2 separate regions of the Homo sapiens genome follow, and region 2 is linked to region 1. Evidence: chromatin loops called from intact Hi-C (ENCODE). Cell type or tissue: mammary epithelial cell. All regions are shown on one strand. Links, peaks and the distances in the headings refer to the core of each region. The heading gives the core; the rest is flanking DNA. Region 1 holds the start of LANCL3 (LanC like family member 3). Region 2 has its middle 47 kb from the start of PRRG1.

Region 1 (2,909 bases), core at 150-2,649:
CGCCCTTGGGAAAAAAGCAGAAGAGGACAAACATGGGAAAAGAAGGGAGGGAAGGGGGAGATAAAAAGCCTAATTAAATTCTCACAGAGCGTTTATCCTAATATTAACTAGTTAATGACCTCAAGATATGTATTGAGCTTTTACTATGCACGCATGGCAGGAGGGGCGTGCCCCTTCCTTGCCTTAACCTGGTGTGGTTCTTTGACTTTTTACTCCTGTATACTCGAAGAAAACAATACAAAAATCAAAGCTGGGAAAAAAGTTCCTGTATGGGGTATTTCACCGTTTTAATGCATTAAACATGATGTGCTCAAATGCCCCAGCCTTTGGGATTGAAACATTCATAATGAGAACTCCGAAGCGACCAAGATGAAATACAAACTTCAAAGAAGGCGCCCAGTTTTGTCTTGCTACTCTAGCCTAGTTCAGTGGCGCCTCAAACTTTAATGTGCATGCGAATCACCTGGCAATCTTGCTGAATATTCAGATTTGGAGTCAATAGGTCTGGAGTGAAGCCTGAGATGCTGCGTTTTTAACATGCCCCCGGGTGATGCTGATGCTTCTAACCCAAGGACCACACTTTGAGTATACAAGGGACTGGAGACCATCACCTCTACCGCCAGGTGTGTGTATGCTGAGTCCCAGCGTTCCAGATCAGTGTCCCGCACGTCCTCGGCCTTCTGCCAGTAGGGGAGGAGTCGGGGGCGGAGCGGGAGGAGTGGCGCGGGCCCCGCGTGGGTCCTGCCAGAGATCACCTCGGCCCCTTGAAGAGGCAGCCAAGCTGCGGCGGCGCAGGAGGGGGCGGGTTCAGCGAGGGCGCGGCCTCTGAGGGGGGGCGCAGGACACGCATCCCCCGCGATCGCCCGGGCCACTCGGGAGCCTCGCGGCAGCCCGGCGCCCCACTTGGCCATCCGCTCCTTGCCCGCCTCCTCTTGTCACCTCCCGTCTCATCCTTCTCGCTCCTTCCCCGCCGCATACACCGGCATCCGAGTGCCTCAGAGAGCCGGAGGTGGTGTGCGGGGCTGCAGGGCACGACTTCAAGCGGTCCTCAGCTCCGCACTAGGGGGCACGGGCAACAGCATGGACACCAAGCGCTGCTTCGCCAATCGCTTCGATGACTACCAGGGCAGCCTGCTGGCGGGCCAGTGTGAGGAGGCGGTGGCGCCCTTGGTCACCGCCACCATCGAGCGCATCCTCCAGGAGCTTCCCCCACTCGGGGGCGGCGCGGAGGCCCGAGGGGCGACGGCGGGGGCTAGCGCCTGCCAGGGGGGGCTTTATGGCGGCGTGGCCGGAGTGGCGTATATGCTCTACCACGTCTCGCAGAGCCCGCTTTTCGCCACGGCCCGGGAACGCTACCTGCGCTCGGCTAAGCGCCTCATCGACGCGTGCGCCCGCGCTGAGGAGTGGGGCGAACCGGACGCCGACACCCGCGCCGCCTTCCTGCTCGGGGGCGCGGGCGTGTACGCCGTGGCCACGCTCGTATACCACGCCCTGGGCCGGTCCGACTACGTGCAGCCGCTGGGCAAGTTCCGGGCTCTGTGTGCCGTCTGCGCGCCGGTCTCCTTCCTGGAGTGCGGCTCCGACGAGCTGTTCGTGGGCCGCGCGGGTTACCTGTGTGCCGCGCTGGTGCTCAAGCAGAAACTCGCCCAGGAGGTAAGAGGTAGCCCGGGCCGCGGGAGGGCGCTCGCCGCCTGCCCGGCCTCCTTTCCCCGGACTCCGTGGCTCGGGCAGCACTGTCCCGAGTTGCTCTCCAAGTCTTTGTTACTCTTGGTGTGGTGCTAGCATTTCTTCAGTCCCTTGAGGTCTATCTCCTGCTTTTGTCCCTCTTCTTTCCTGTCGTTTTCAGTCTCTCATTTGTTGAGATTCGGCGTCTCTGCGCTTTGTTCGTGTTTTTACGTGGCATCACTCCAGATGCCTGTTAGCTTTCTGGGGGATGACAGTGTGGCCCTTTCAAGTAAGATGAAAACCTCAGAAATGGAAGGGATTTCCTTTCCTTTGACTCTGCTGTCAAAAGCTGAGGCATCCTCGAATGTTAGAGTGCTAGAAAGTAATGGAACTTTTCGGGGCCGATGTGGAGGTAAGTTGCTTCTGGAGCCCTGGGTCTGTAACCAAGAATAACTGCTCAGCTGTGGGTCTGATGTGTTTACTGTTTTGCTTACTATTCAGTTCAACCCATGGCTCTTATTAAATGCATATCTGATAGGAGTGTCCCCTTTAAAAATACATAAATGTAGACGGAAACGTACCCGGAAATGTACCCCATTGTGGTTGAATGTGCATTATTTCACTTAAAAATATTTGCTTAGGATGGGCAAGACCACAGCTTTCTTGACAGGGCAGCTTTTCTTGATGAATAACTTTACAGTGGCTCCTAAAAGTGAATTGGTTTTCACATACATATTTTTTCCTGGACTCACTTTGAAATCAGCATGTGGTTATTAGAAGAGAATATGCCAGTTCCTGTGGAGTAGGAAAAAGAACAAAACTCTGAAGGATCATAGTGACTAGAACGGAGAGAGAGGCACTTTCATTCATAATCCCCTGGAGCCAACTACTGTTCTAGGGAGGAAGTGACACATTTAACTTGGCTTTATTTAGGTGAGAAAGGCGTTTGAAGAAAAATTAAAGGTATATAGAGTGTTTTAAAAGAGTAATTAACTTAGATCACCTCTACAGAGGCAGACAGGGTTTTTTTTTAATAGCAGGTGAGGTTGATTCAAGTGAGAAAAAAGATTACTAAAGAATGTGCACTGTGTTAGCTGGGCAGCAAAGGTTTATGTCACAAAGTTGTCTTGAAATAGTTTGCTCTGCTTCTGAGTCACTGTTAACTGCCAGCAGTTTTTCAAATGCCCTTCCAGTTGTAGAAAACCTTTTAGAAGGCCACAGAGATATTTACATATCATTTGCAT
Region 2 (2,909 bases), core at 136-2,635, 270 kb before region 1:
GATGTTTAAGTCTGCAGAAGTTGTCTGCTGCCTTTTGTTCAGCTATGCCCTGCCCACAGAGGTGGAGTCTATAGAGGCAGTAGGCCTTGCTGAGCAGTGGTGGGCTCTGCCAGTTTGAGCTTCCTGGCCACTTTGTTTACCTACTTAAGCCACAGCAATGGCAGACACCCCTCCCCCAGCCAGGCTGCCACCTCGCAGTTCAATCTCAGACTGCTGAGCTAGTAGTGAACAAGGCTCCGTGGGCATGGGACCCACTGAGCCAGGCACGGGAGAGAATCTCCTTGTTTGCCAGTTGCTAAGACCTTGGGAAAAGCGCAGTATTTGGGCAGGAGTGTCCCATTTTTCCAGGTACAGTCTGTCATGGCTTCCCTTGACTAGGAAAGGGAAATTCCCTGACCCCTTGTGCTTCCCGGGTGAGGCAACGCCCCACCCTGCTTTGGCTCACCCTCCCATGGGCTGCACCCACTGTCCAACCAGTCCCAATGACTTGAACCAGGTACCTCAGTTGGAAATGCAGAAATCACCCGTCTTCTGTGTCGATCACGCTGGGAGCTGCAGACTGGAGCTGTTCCTATTCAACCATCTTGGGATGGAAGCCAAACTTTATTTTATTTTTAAAACTGTAGAAGCTTTGTCTCTTTTCCTAAGTCAGTTAACTGTACTTTATAAAAAGTATTTTTTATCTACCTTTGTAATTCATCAAAATAAAATACATTGAAAGAAAAAAATTTGCAATGTATCTTTCTTGAGAACACCAACTATCACTGTTTTTGCTAATCTATGTGCTCAGCATATCACATTTAATATTTGTTGAATTAAGGAATGAGGGTCAGGTAATTAAGTAACTTTTCCATGGTCACTCAGCTTTGGGAAACCCTACTTTTGAATTTACTGTTTATACTATCTTAGGTCTGCTAAAATTATGGGGCTGGTGGAGCCATCTTACAATAACAAGGAGTCAAACAAGAGAAAAAAGTCAAATGAGTACATGACGCTGGCTTGAAAATCATCAAGTTTCTGGATTAAGGACAGCAGCCATATTTATTCAGAATTTCTGTTATAAGAGAAAGATATATCCCATCTTTGTTTAAGCTGTTATAAGACAGGTTTTATGTTATTGCAGCTTAAAGTATCTGATAGATTCTCTTCTGCTCATGAGAGCCACAGCCCTTGTTTTGCTGCTCCTCGTGTGGACAGGAGTCTGGAACACTGGTTTAGAATAGCCATGCACTAGAAGTCCTGTGTAGTCAGGAAAAAAATCTGTTCCACATGACAATTAGGGATATAGAGGGTTCTTTGCTGTATGTGCTTCTAAGATTGGGAGGCAAGGAGGAAGGAAGGAAGGGACAGGGATATTTTAGAGCAAAGTTTAGGACTCAGCTCTAAAGACTGTGAGACTTAGATATCCCCAATCTATTCTAAAGTCTTTCAATGTGACCCTGGATTTACAAAGCATTTACCTAAGAGAGAAGCCCAGAGGAGTATGGAGAAAAAGAGATCTGAGGGAGATAAACATAAGAAGATGCAAAATTTACCTGAAAATGAGGAATTCACTTTCAAGTTGAGTGGCTGGATGGGTGAGGGTGCCAACTGGGGTTGAAGCCATGAGGAACAATGTCATGATGCAGGTCAGCCATGGAGGGGAGCCGTTGGGCAGAACAAGAAGGTTTCCCATGGCACCCAAGACCCATAAAACCTAAGTCAATTGCATGTGTGAGATATGTCTATGTGCATGTGCAAAGTACCTTAAGGACTGACTGCCCCTGGAACTGTTACAGATTCTCAAAGGGGTCTGGCACCTCCCAAAAATGGTGGAGACCCTCTTATGATCTGGTAAACCTGAGGGACTTTGGAAAGCAGGTGAGCAGTCATTTCAGCCCTGAGTTTAGGCTGCACAGACATTAAAAACATTTGAGAAAACTATCAAGGCTCATTTATGGAACAAATACCAGTCACAGATGGTTGTAGCTTTTTGGTGTACCTGAAATTGTGGATTCCTATCCTGATCTTACACTTATATCTCTTGAACATTGAGTTTATGTCTGCAGAGTGCTGAATATGTTACTAGATATTAGTTGTGACTGCTTCTGCCTCCTGTTTTAGAGAGGATTGGGGGTGTTCAGGGCTCCCTCCTCTATTTCTGTGGTTAATAGAGTGCTGAATATGTCACACAGAGAGAGCTCACATGGGTTCAGAGAACCACAGGTTGAGAGAAGACCTTAAACAGGCAGTCTCCAGTTTTCCAGATGAATAAATGGAGGCCCAAAATTGTTATGACGCTAACTTAGTGAGAACCAATAATTTGTTTTTCTGCAATGCCAAGCCTGTGTCCCATTCCGCGTCTCCAGACAGGAAGGGATCCCTATTTAGTGTTTTCTAAAAGGCCCCTTATATGGTTGCACCAACCGATGGTTGTCAGAAGTTTTAAGTGCCATTTTAGGATCATCAACACCCACGTCCTTGCAAGAGACCCCCTTGGGAGGCAGCAGTGATAGAAATCAGTCATTTAGCTGGGAGAAGATAGGTTGGCAATGCAGTCATTTGGAAAGCCATGTAATTTCACCTGCTGCCAATTGGATAATTTATATTCCTCTGGGTATATAACCAGTATGGGATTGCTGGTCTAATGGTAGTTCTGCTTTTACCTCTTTGGGGAATTGCCATACTGCTTTCCACAATGGTTGAACTAATTCACACTGTTCATGTCCTTTGCCCTCTTTTTAATGAGGTGGTTTCTTTTTTCTTGTAAATTTGTTTAAGTTCCTTATAGATGCTGGATATTAGTCTTTTGTCAGATACATGATTTGCAAAAATTTTATCTCATTCTGTAGGTTGTCTGTTTACTCTGATGATGGTTTCTTTTGCTGTGCAGAAGCTCTTTAGTTTAATTAGATCCCATTTGTCAATTT

The links. A loop is a pair of places that touch in the nucleus more often than their neighbours do. Peaks named below come from ENCODE experiments on the same cell type or tissue, not always from the same donor. Only the 100,000 strongest peaks of a DNase experiment are listed, where the experiment ranks them.
Region 2: it touches region 1 in a loop (26-fold over the local background); 2 of 110 quality-filtered maps call a loop at or near these places.

The regions. Positions count from the first base shown.
Region 1 is chrX:37,570,791-37,573,699 of GRCh38, forward strand. LANCL3 (LanC like family member 3) reads left to right here and starts at 871. Exons shown (of 5, transcript NM_001170331.2): 1 at 871-1,653. The coding sequence starts at 1,081. In mammary epithelial cell, for the core only: a CTCF peak has its summit at 1,676 (motif pointing right); a DNase peak (open chromatin) is centred at 1,691; H3K4me3 peaks cover 1,465 bases.
Region 2 is chrX:37,301,124-37,304,032 of GRCh38, forward strand. No RefSeq gene overlaps it. Among named protein-coding and RNA genes, the nearest start is that of PRRG1, 47 kb to the right of the region's middle. In mammary epithelial cell, for the core only: a CTCF peak has its summit at 1,626; no DNase peak of the experiment used is centred there; H3K27me3 peaks cover 142 bases.